Regions from separate parts of the Homo sapiens genome. Here region 2 is linked to region 1. A link is an interaction called in ENCODE POLR2A ChIA-PET data of the cell type or tissue named here. Cell type or tissue: OCI-LY7. All regions are shown on one strand. Links, peaks and the distances in the headings refer to the core of each region. The heading gives the core; the rest is flanking DNA. Region 1 has its middle 65 kb from the start of MSH6. Region 2 overlaps TTC7A (tetratricopeptide repeat domain 7A).

What was found. Peaks named below come from ENCODE experiments on the same cell type or tissue, not always from the same donor. Only the 100,000 strongest peaks of a DNase experiment are listed, where the experiment ranks them.
Region 2: POLR2A ChIA-PET joins it to region 1 with 5 read pairs; 3 of 35 experiments call an interaction of 5 or more read pairs at or near these places.

What each region holds. Positions count from the first base shown.
Region 1 is chr2:47,715,897-47,721,264 of GRCh38, reverse strand. No RefSeq gene overlaps it. Among named protein-coding and RNA genes, the nearest start is that of MSH6, 65 kb to the left of the region's middle. RefSeq lists an enhancer at 2,335-2,384. In OCI-LY7, for the core only: CTCF peaks have their summits at 4,542 and 4,759 (motif pointing left); DNase peaks (open chromatin) are centred at 2,004, 2,399, 4,408, 4,744 and 2 weaker places; H3K4me3 peaks cover 3,018 bases; H3K27ac peaks cover 5,000 bases.
Region 2 is chr2:47,076,004-47,081,371 of GRCh38, reverse strand. TTC7A (tetratricopeptide repeat domain 7A) reads right to left here. Exons shown (of 20, transcript NM_020458.4): 20 at 5,249-5,368. Among named protein-coding and RNA genes, the nearest start is that of STPG4, 77 kb to the left of the region's middle. RefSeq lists enhancers at 1-630, 631-1,408. In OCI-LY7, for the core only: no CTCF peak of the experiment used is centred there; no DNase peak of the experiment used is centred there.

The DNA.
Region 1 (5,368 bases), core at 85-5,084:
TTGGGAGGCCGAGGTAGGTGAATCACGAGGTCAGGAGTTCAAGACTAGGCTGGCCAACATGATGAAACCCCGCCTCTACTAAAAATACAAAAAAATTAGCCAGGCGTGGTGGCGGGCGCCTATAATCCCAGCTACTAGGGAGGCTGAGGCAGAGAATTGCTTGAACCCGGTAGGTTCAAAGGTTGCAGTGAGCTGAGATCGCGCCACTACACTCCAGCCTGGGCGACAGAGCGAGACTCAGTCTCAAAAAAAAAAAAAAAAAAGAAAAAGAAAACAAGTTTTATTTATATGCATGCAGGAACGTTCAGATAAAGAAGCTCATTGATCTCAACCTAATAAGGAAAAGAGAGCGAGAGAAAGGCTTCTATGGGAAAGACACATGGACATTTGAGGAAAGACAAATGGACTTTTAGAGAAACAAATGGAAGAGATGGGAGTTTGTTGCTGATGTTTATGTTTGTCTACATGAGTGGTTGGTGTTCTTCCTGGGAGTGAGCTCCTCTGGAGAGGAGATTTATGGCAACTTTACTCCCAGAAGGCTCTTCCTTTTAGTGAAATAAAGGAAGTTCCAAAAAGGCTTCTTTCTGCATCTGCTGTATCTCTAGTGTCTTCGGTTTAAAATAATCTTCACACTTATTCTGGAGGGCCAAGTGGATCCCCAGAAGGGGAACATGGGCTCTGACTGAGGAGCAAGGAAATGTATGAGTTTCAGTATCATCTATGGTAACACTTCAGAGTCAGTAGAAAAAAAAGTTCTGGGCAGAGTGCAGTGGCTCATACCTGTAATCCCAGTAATCTGGGAGGCTGAGGCAGGAGGATCACTTGAAGCCAGGAGTTCAAGACCAGCCTGGACAACATGGTGAGAACTCATCTCAAAAAAGAGAAAAGAAAAAAAATTAGCTGGGTCTGGTGGCACATGCTTGTGGTGCCAGCTACTGGGAGGGTGGGGTGGGAGGATTGCTTAACCCTGGGAGGTCAAGGCTGCAGTGAGTCGTGCTTGCACCACTGCACTCCAGCCTGAGCAATAGAGTGAAACCCTGTCTCAAGAAAACCAAAAGTTTTGATTCTCAGCTATGTTCTGGTGAGGTTGCTGAGTAGCTCAGTGATGGATTGGTGAGGTGTTTGTACATAGATGCTTTATGCATCCCCCTTTCCAGAGGCCTGGCCTCTTAAGTCCAGTCGTTTAGAGCCAGCGACATATCTTCTATCAGCTCTGGGAGGTGCTGGATAGAGGTCAGCAGCATAGTGACTACTGAGGGATGCCGGGGGGTTCAAGTCCTGAAATTCCACCATTAGAGCTTCATTTTGTAGGTCGTACTTTTCCCTGTCCCTCCAGAAACTAACAAGTGAAGTCTCTCTTCCTCTCTCTCTCACTTTCTCCTCAAATTTTAAGGGTAAAATCACATAAAATTGTAAAGGTCCCTCCTCCCTATCCTGCCTCAGGAGTGACACCAGTTCCTAAGTGTATATGTGTTTTTTATTTTTATAGAAAAGATAAAACACCATTGCCCCTGTTCTGTGCCCTATTTTCATTTTCACTGTAAGCAATACATTTCTTTTTTCTTTCCTTTTTTTTTTTTTTTTTTTTTGATACAGGTTATCACTCTGAAGCCCAAGCTAGAATGCAGTGGGTATCATAGCTCACTATAACCTCAACCTCCTGGGCTCAAGCGATCCTCTCACCTCAGCCTATCAAGCTGTTGGGACTACAGGAGTCTCTAATATATATGAATGAGACATAGTCTCCCTATGGTGCCCAGGCTAAGTAATACATTTTTAAAATAAGTTCATATCAGTACCCAAATCATTTTCCTGTTGTTGTGATGAATGCAATGGCATGCCATTGCACAGAAGTGCCATTATTTATTAAACCAGCCTCTCAGTGATGTCAGCCCTCCTAGGACTGCTATTACAAATGGTATTCAAATGAATACTCTTGTATCGAAGTCGTTGCACACATATGCAAACACACTCATAAGAATAAATTCTTAAAAGTGAAACTGTGGACTAAAGGGTGTGAGATATATATTTAGGTTATCGACTTAAAGATGCAGTGTGACGTTTGCTGCTGAAGTGGGAGGATACAGAGCTGTATGAATACAGCTGCAGGAGAATTTATCTTCTACTAGGCAGAAACAACCTACACAAACTTCCCTTTACAAGACAGTTCAGATTCCTATACAATAGGCTTTCAACAAATATGTGGAATTTACTGAAACGCAGGTTGTCAAAGAAATCTTAAATGCTTTGTCTGTGAGCTAAAGAGGAGCAGACAGAAGCTAAAGAGAATTTCAGTTCCAAATCCAGCCTAACCACCATCTCCTACCCCCAGACTCTTACTTGTTCCACCTGCCCCTCAAGCTTTCCCTTTTCTTTACCTATGCTCCTCCTGGCTTCACTTCCTTCCCCACCCAGCTGAGCCCTCCGAAGGCTGTGTCTTCCAAGTTACCTGTCAATGCCTCCAACTCTAACCATTTTTTTCTTTCATGCCACCTGCTTTAAACTCCCCAAACTTTTTTTTTTTTTTTTTTTTTTTTTTGAGATGGAGTCTTGCTCTGTTGCCCAGGCTGGAGTGCAGTGGCATGATCTCAGCTCACTGAAACCTCCACCTCCTGGGTTCAAGCAATTCTCCTGCCTCAGCCTCCTGAGTAGCTGGGACTACAGGCGCCTGCCACCATGTCCAGCTAATTTTTGTATTCTTAGTAGAGACGGGGTTTTACCATGTTGGCCCAGGCTTGTCTCAAACTCCTGACCTCAGCTGATCCGCCTTGGCCTCCCAAAGTGCTGGGGTTACAGGCATGAGCCACCATGCCCGACCTCAACTCCCCAAACTCTGGACTCTCTGCCTCCTCCTCCAGGTTACTGAGCAATGCTGGAGAAATTCCATTCTTGGGGAGATTGAAGATCCAAGGTCGCCAGGCTCAGCGGGGCTATGGCATGGCCTGACGGTCATATATACATTAAATTAAATAGAGATGAGGTCTCACTATGTTGCTCAGGCTGGTGTTGAACTCCTGGCCTCAAGCAATCTTCTCATCTCAGCTGCCCAGAGTGCTGGGATTACAGGCATGAACCATCATGCCCAGCCCCTTCTACCTGTTTCTAGTCAGCTCCCTCTCCCATTGCCTGCCTTCCCTTGTGCCTCAGAGTTCACTGCATCAGCCATGGCAAACTCCTCCGTCTGGGCTCTGAGTTTCCTTCCTTCTCGCTTTCTCAGGGACCTTGTCTGCTATCCCTTTTCTCCTATATCTTCAACTATTTCCTCTTTGTTCATTCTTTCTTCTCAGCTTACAAACCTGGCATCTAGTGGTTGCCAAATAATTCTTTTTATGAAGTCAAATTTAGGCAGGCTCAGTGGCTCACATCTATAATCTCAGTACTTTGGGGGGCCGAGGTGGGAGAATTGCTTGAGGCCAGGAGTTTGAGATCAGCCTGGGCAACATAGTGCAACCTCATCTCTACAGATAATTTAAAAATTAGCTGGGCATGGTGGTGGATGCCTGTGGTCCCAGCAACTTGGGAGGCTGAGGTAAGAGAATGGCTTGAGCCCAGGAGGGCAAGGCTGCATGCAGGCAGCCGTGATGGTACCACTGCACTCCAGCCTGGGTGACAGAGTGAGACCCTGTCTCTAAAAATAAATAAAGTAAAATTTATTCAGATATAATTTACAAACAATAAACTGCATATTTAAACTAGATAGCTCAATGAGTTGGTTTTTTTTCTCTTTGGAGACAGGATCTTGCTCTGTCACTCAGGCTGGAGTGCAGTGGTGCAATCATGGCTCACTATAGCCTTGAACTCCTAGGCTCAAGTCATCCTCCCACCTTAGCCTTTTGAGTTGTTGGGACCACAGGCGTGTACCACCTTGCCTAGCTAATTTTTAAATTTTTTTTTAGGGACAAGGGGTCTCACTTTGTTTCCCAGGCTGATCTGGAACTCCTGGCCTCAAGTGATCCCACCTCAGACTCCCAAAGTGCCAGGATCACAGCTGTGAGCCACTGTGCCTGGCCCTTAATGAGTTATGACAAATGCATATTCCCATCTAACCATCACCTCTGTAGGGTCCAGACCCAAAGGGTCGGTGGGTTTTTCTCCCCATGTGCAGAAATGAGAGATTGTAAAAATACAGACACAAGATAAAAAGATAAAAGACAAGACAGCTGGGCCCAGGGGACCACTACCACCAAGACGCAGAGACCGGTAGTGGCCCCGAATGCCAGGCTGCACTGATATTTATTGGATACAAGACAAAGGGGCAGGGTAAGGAGTGTGAGCCATCTCCAATGATAAGTAAGCTCACGTGGGTCACGTGTCCACTGGACAGGGGGCCCTTCCCTGCCAGGCATCCGAGGCAGAGAGACAGAGAGAGAGAGAGGGAGAGACAGCTTACACCATTATTTCTGCATATCAGAGACTTTTAGTACTTTCACTAATTTTGCTACTGCTATCTAAAAGGTAGAGCCAGGTGTACAGGATGGAACATGAAAGCGGACTAAGAGCATGACCACTGAAGCACAGCATCACAGGGAGACGGTTAGGCCTCCGGATAACTGCGGGTGGGCCTGACTGATGTCAGGCCCTCCACAAGAGGTGGAGGAGTAGAGTCTTCTCTAAACTCCCCCGGGGAAAGGGAGACTCCCTTTCCTGGTCTGCTAAGTAGTGGGTGTTTTTCCTTGGCACTGACGCTACTGCTAGACCACAGTCTGCTTGGCAATGGGTGTCTTCCCAGATGCTGGCATTACCGCTAGGCCAAGGAGGCCTCTGGTGGCCGTGTCCGGGCATAACGGAAGGCTCACACTCTTGTCTTCTGGTCACTTCTCACTATGTCCCCTCAGCTCCTATCTCTGTATGGCCTGGTTTTTCCTAAGTTATGATTATAGAGCAAGGATTATTAAAATATTGGAATAAAGAGTAATTGCTACAAACTAATGATTAATGATATTCATATATAATCACGTCTAGATCTAGATCTAGTATAACTCAGATCTAGTATAACTCTTGTTGTTTCATATATTTTATTATACTGGAACAGCTCATGCCCTGGGTCTCTTGCCTCGGCACCTGGATGGCGTGCTGCCCACAACTTCAATCAAGATATAGAACTTTCTTGGCCAAGTAGCACAAGCCATTGGGCCTGGCCAAATTTTTTTTCCATTTTAATGTTGAGTTAGACATCATAGTATGGATATATCACAATTTTTATCACAATTCATCTGTTTAAGGACAGTTGGGTTGTTTCCCAGTTTGGTCTAGTAGAAATAAGGTTACTATGAACATTTGGACACAAGTATTTTTGTGGATAGTTTCATTTATCTTGGTAAATACTTAAAAGTGGAAATGCTAGGTCATAGAGTAGGTGTATGTTTAA
Region 2 (5,368 bases), core at 130-5,129, 640 kb after region 1:
TTAAGAAAATATAATGACTTTGGGACCAATTACAGGCCCTTGAACAGCCACAATAGGCTCAGGAGGGCTGTGCTTCTGTGTAAAGTCCCCTCCCAGACACCACCAGGGTACAGAGCTGGGATGGTGCATGGCTTGGGCAAGTCCATCTGGGCAGAGAGAGAAGGCCAAGGTCAGCCTGTGGGTGGGGACATGGCGGCCTCACTCCACATTTGTACCTCAAGCCTCCCAGCCACAGGGGCGCCTCCTGGGACCCAGCTTGGCGTTCCATTCATGGGGGCACCCACACGTGTGGCTGAGCCCGGGTATGTGGAATGTGGGGGTCCAACCCAAGAAGCAGAACCCACAGGGCTGTGCTGGCCTCTGGGTGTTCTGCCAAAGCATAAGGGCCCCGTAAGGTGGGAGGCAGTTGGCAGAGGACTTCTAGAAGGCGTGGGAAGGATCTTAAAGGACAAGGCACAAGCAAGGAGTGGGCATTCTGGAAAGGCGTCTTGCAGGGTGTGGGGTGGGCATGGGAGGCATGGCTCTTTGAGGCCACAGGAGGCCTGATGGACTGGAAAAGAAAAGAGGAAAGGCTGGGTGCAGTGGCTCATGCCTGTAATCCCAACACTTTGGGAGGCTGAGGCCGGCGGATCACTTGAGGTCGGGAGTTCGAGACTAGCCTGGCCAAAATAGTGAAATCCTGTCTCTACTAAAAATACAAAAAATTAGCCAGGCATGGTGGAGGGTGGCTCCCAGCTACTCGGGAGGCAGAGGCAGGAGAATCACTTGAACCCAGGAGGTAGAGGTTGCAATGAGCTGAGATCACGCCATTGCACTCCAGCCTGGGAGACAGGGCGAGACTCTGTCTCCAAAAAAAAAAAAAAGAAGAAAGAAAGAAAGAGAGGGAGAGAGAAGAAAGGAAAGGGAAGGAAAGGAAAGGGAGAGAAACAAGTGAAGGAAGGAAGGAAGGAAGGAAGAAAGAAGAGAAAGGAAAGAAGACAAGCACCTAGAAGGGTGGGGCTCCCAGCTCAGAAAGTTCTCTGCATGGGAGAGAGCACCCAGCCCTTCTCCTAGCTCCCCCAGGACAGGAGGGGCCTCTGTGGGCTCAGCCCAGCTTGCACCAGGCCCTGTACCCTTGGCGTGGGTGTTCTTAGGGGGGGAGTGTGTGTGCTGGGCAGGATGCCACCACTACAGCCACTGAGCCCTGGCCCTTGCGTGGGGGCTGGGGAGTGAGCTGTGTGCTCCTGAGATGGCTCAGGCCTGGCACAGACAAGAGAGAGGAAGCTTGCAATGGCCTCTTCCTTCTGGGCCCAGGCTGAAATGAGAGATCACAGTCAGGGTGGCAGGAGACTGCTCAGCTGTGTGCACCCTTGGGGAGACCGTCTGTGCTCCTGACCTTCACGTGGGGATGGGCCCCACCTCAGGGGTCAGAGCTGCTGCTCTTCAGGAAGTCTCCCATGCCTGCCCCATTCCCAGCTTGGCACATGTGCTCTCTGAGTGGGTGTGGGTGCCACAGACAAAAGCAATCGGTGAAGTTCTGCAACATGTCCCGCTTCCGCTTGTCTGATGGTGCAGGGAAGCAGAGTGAGCCTCTCTCTGGGGATGTGCAGGGCTGCCAGGAACAGACACACTCACACTCAGGGTCCCTCCAGTCTTCATGGGGGCCACCGTATAAGGAGAGGAGGCAGATGGGACTCTTGCCCGCAGTTAGGCCGCAGGAGTTGGAAAGCTCATTCAGGACGGAATGGAGCTCCAGTGTTTCCATCATCTCTATGCACCTTGCAAGTAGGTGGCCATTTCTTTTGTTTCCAGAGCTCTGCCTGCACAGAGATTCACCTGCCCTTCAGTTTTGCTTTTATCTTCTAGCTCCTACCAATCAATGATTCTCCATTCTCTCAGCCCCTTGGCTTCAGCTGCTTTCTAGCCTCTGCTCCCCCTGGCCCCCCCTGCTGCCCCCCCGCCCCCGCTTCCCTCTGCCTACCTCACTGTCACACTGCAGAGGCCAGGCCACTGCAGCCTTCGGCAATGTCAGCATCACAAAAGGCAAAGGGAGAGGAGGAGGAGCTCTTCCAGATTAGAGGAGCAGAAGGAGCTGGCTGTAAAATGGAGGGTGTGACCCTGAGCTGGAGAAGAACACTCTAAGGAAAACTAGTGCCTAACCTGAAATAGGGGTGGTGGATTAGATAAGAGCACAGTGGCAGTGTTGAATGTCCTATTTGTTAACTCTGCTGTGGTTAGATACAGGGATGACCTTTGTTCTTGGTAAACACACACTGAAGTATTAAGGGGAACAGGGCACCATTTATGCAACCTGTTCTCAAATGGTTCAAGAAACAATGATACGTGTTTTTAAAGAAGTCCACAAGGACTTCTTGCCAAATTCCAGAGACAGTTAAGAGAGTGAGAGACTGAGGGTGAGCGGGAACAAGAACAAGAGAACAATGACAGCCCCCACCTGTGTTGGGGGCCCCTATGTGGGGGTGTCAGCATCTCTGAGGCTGTGGGCCAGCCCATGGGGGACATACTGGTTCTGGAACCCAGCCACGATGCCATCAGCGAGTGGTTAGGATCGTGGGGCCCCACGACCCAACGCAGTTCCCATGGCTGCCCATGCTTTCGGGCATCTTCTGAACACCCTATTTGGGGCAATGTCCAGCCTCTTGTGTGACCGCTGCTTAAGGGTCCTCTACTCCCACTGCAGAGGAGCTGGGGTAGTAGGCATCGCAGAGCACTGTCATTCCTCTGCAGCCAGTGGGGCGAAGCTGGTGGTGGGGCGGGGCTGGCAAGTGGGGGTTCCGGGCACCCAAGAGGCCCCTGGACCCATGTATCTTCCTCTCCTGGGCACTCCCGTAGAGGACTCCTGGTGATGCGAATTTCCATGGATCCCAGAGGGGTCCTTCTGCTCCGGCGATTTGGGGAGGCTCCTGCCTCTGCCCAGAATGGGTGAGGCGGCACTACACAGTGTCTTCCAAGGGCAAGGCCCTGTGCTCCCAGGCCCTGCCCTGTACCAAGTCACTGAGAGTGGAGGCCCCGTGATCTCTTCACCTTTCTTGGGGACAAAACCCACCTCCCAAGGTTGTCGATTGGAGAGGTTCCCAATCAAAGGAGTGATTAGAAGAGAGTTCACTGGTAAGTGAAGCATCGTATTAGCAGTACAGTGCAGGAGGCATGTTACTATTCCCATTGTCATCTTCATTCCAAGACCAGAAGCAGGACAGGAGCCCCTCCATGGATGGACCCTAAGGTGATGATGATGCGAAGGAGAAAGGAGGGTGTTTAAGGGGCTGTGTTCTGTTGTCTGCCCTCTCTAGAGGGACCTGCATTGTACCCATTGCCCAGAAAGGACATGGCATGGCGTGATGGGCTGACACAGGCAGGGGACCAGAAGGGCCCAGGGCATTGCCCACTTAGCACTCCAGCTGCAAAAGCAGCCGTATGTGTCCTGAGGCCCATGGCTCCTGGTCATAGCTGATTGGATCAAGAGAAGGCACCTATCCAAGGAAAATCAGTCTGCGGGCTGCCTAGTGACCCATGGAAATATGAGTGGGACCAATCAGATCCTCTCGTTCAAGATTTAGCCATTAGGAGGGGAGTGGCCAAAGTGCTGTAGGTGGTAGGTCAGTCAGGAGTGGGGCTGGAGGGCCAGGGCAGTGTTGAATATGGTTCTAGGGGAGCAGCACCTCTCCGTGAAGTCAGTAGCGGGAAGAGGAGGGTGGAGCCAGCAAAGGCAGAGAAGATAATTGCTCACGTGTATTGAGTGATAATTGCTGATGTGTATTGAGCAATTACTATGGGCCAGGCACTGTTCTAGGATCACTTAATCATAATCCACAGAGCAGGCACTATACCACCATTCTTATTGTACAGATGAAGAAACGGCTGAAGAGAGATTAAGAAACTTGCTCAAGGCCACACAGCTCGTAGTGGTAGAGCTGCACCTTCAAGCTCAGACTGGTGACTGCAGTGTCACCCTGCTGTCTCCTTCACGGTGTGTGGCTGCTTTGGCCCCAGGCCTGGGCACTCCATTTCCTGCCCTAGGGCTCCAGTGAGCTCCCTCTTATCTTTTGAGTTACCTTCAGGGTGTCTCTGTTCTTTGCAACTGAAAGAGCTTGATGAAAATTCTAAGAAGTTTCTGGCAGGGGACGGGTGGTGGGGGGATCCTTTCGAGTCAGGAACTCCCTGACCTCTCAGGATCCTTTGGATCAGTACCTCATGGGTCAGTTTCACAGGCCACTTAGGCATGAGGCTCCCTGCCCGTGGGTCATCATCAAAGTCTAGGCGGATGGGGAGGTTTGGTTAGTCAGAGGCTTCCCAAGCCCAAGAAATATTTGCACAGTGACGACATCTGAGTGCTGGGTGGGGGATAGGAGTGCAACAATGAGCACTTTGGTACCAGAAAGGAGTCTGGGTGGTGGCGGCTGAAATGCCATTCATATTTGTGCCTGCAGGAAACACTATTCATATGTAAGTGCACAAGTGGGAGCTGTGTCCTGGAAAGTGGCACGTGGGTGGAAGTCTGAGGGGGTGAGAGGCAGTCTGAGGTCTGTCCCCAGACTCTAACCCTGGTCCCAGCATGGTGTGTTTAGACACAGGAGCCAGGTGCCTCACTCTCCAGTGAGGGTTTCTTTGTGAGCACAGGGCCTGCAGATGGGCAAATGGGGTAAGGCAGTGCCTGGGGCCCTGAGCAGGTCTCCACCGCTGCGTGACTCTCCAACATTCGACCAACTTAAGGTCAGCTTGGGAAACCCTGTTCCCGTCAGAAGAGGAAGGCAGAGCCTTCCCTCCTTCCACATTCCCTCCATTCCCCTCCCGGCAGGATGAGTTTCTAAGCCTCTCCCCCAGGCTGGCAGACACCCCCTGCCACCTAAGGTGGCCTGTACTTCTCGCCCAAGGAGGCCATCAGCTGGGGGTTAGGGTACATGACAAGAAGTTTGATACCAAGTGTTCAATCACTCAAGCTTGTAAATGTGTTACCTTAAAATAAGGCCACAGCAAGAGAAGCTGGGCACCCAAAGGCTGCAAGCAAAGCCCTTCCTTATGGGGACAGCAATGTCTGGCTGAGCGTGGCGCGGAGGGTGGGCACTGGGGGAGGCCAGGCCGCCGGGAGGCGCGGCAAGAGGGAAGAGTCCAGACGGCCAAGAACAGCCCTGGGTTTGAGGGGAAGCCTCAGGGCAGCTGTCTTCAAAATGAGGTGGCTGCAGCCTTGGGGGTGCTATGGTGACCCCCTGGGGTACAGGAAGAAACAGAGCTTCTGTGTAAATGAGCAGCGTTCTTTAGAGTTGTTTTAATGCAGGTTATAATATCCACAGTACGTTGGTATGTGGCATAACTTATTAGGGGTGTACTGGTATGGACTTCTCAGCAGAGGTGGCCAATCTGAACAAGGCCC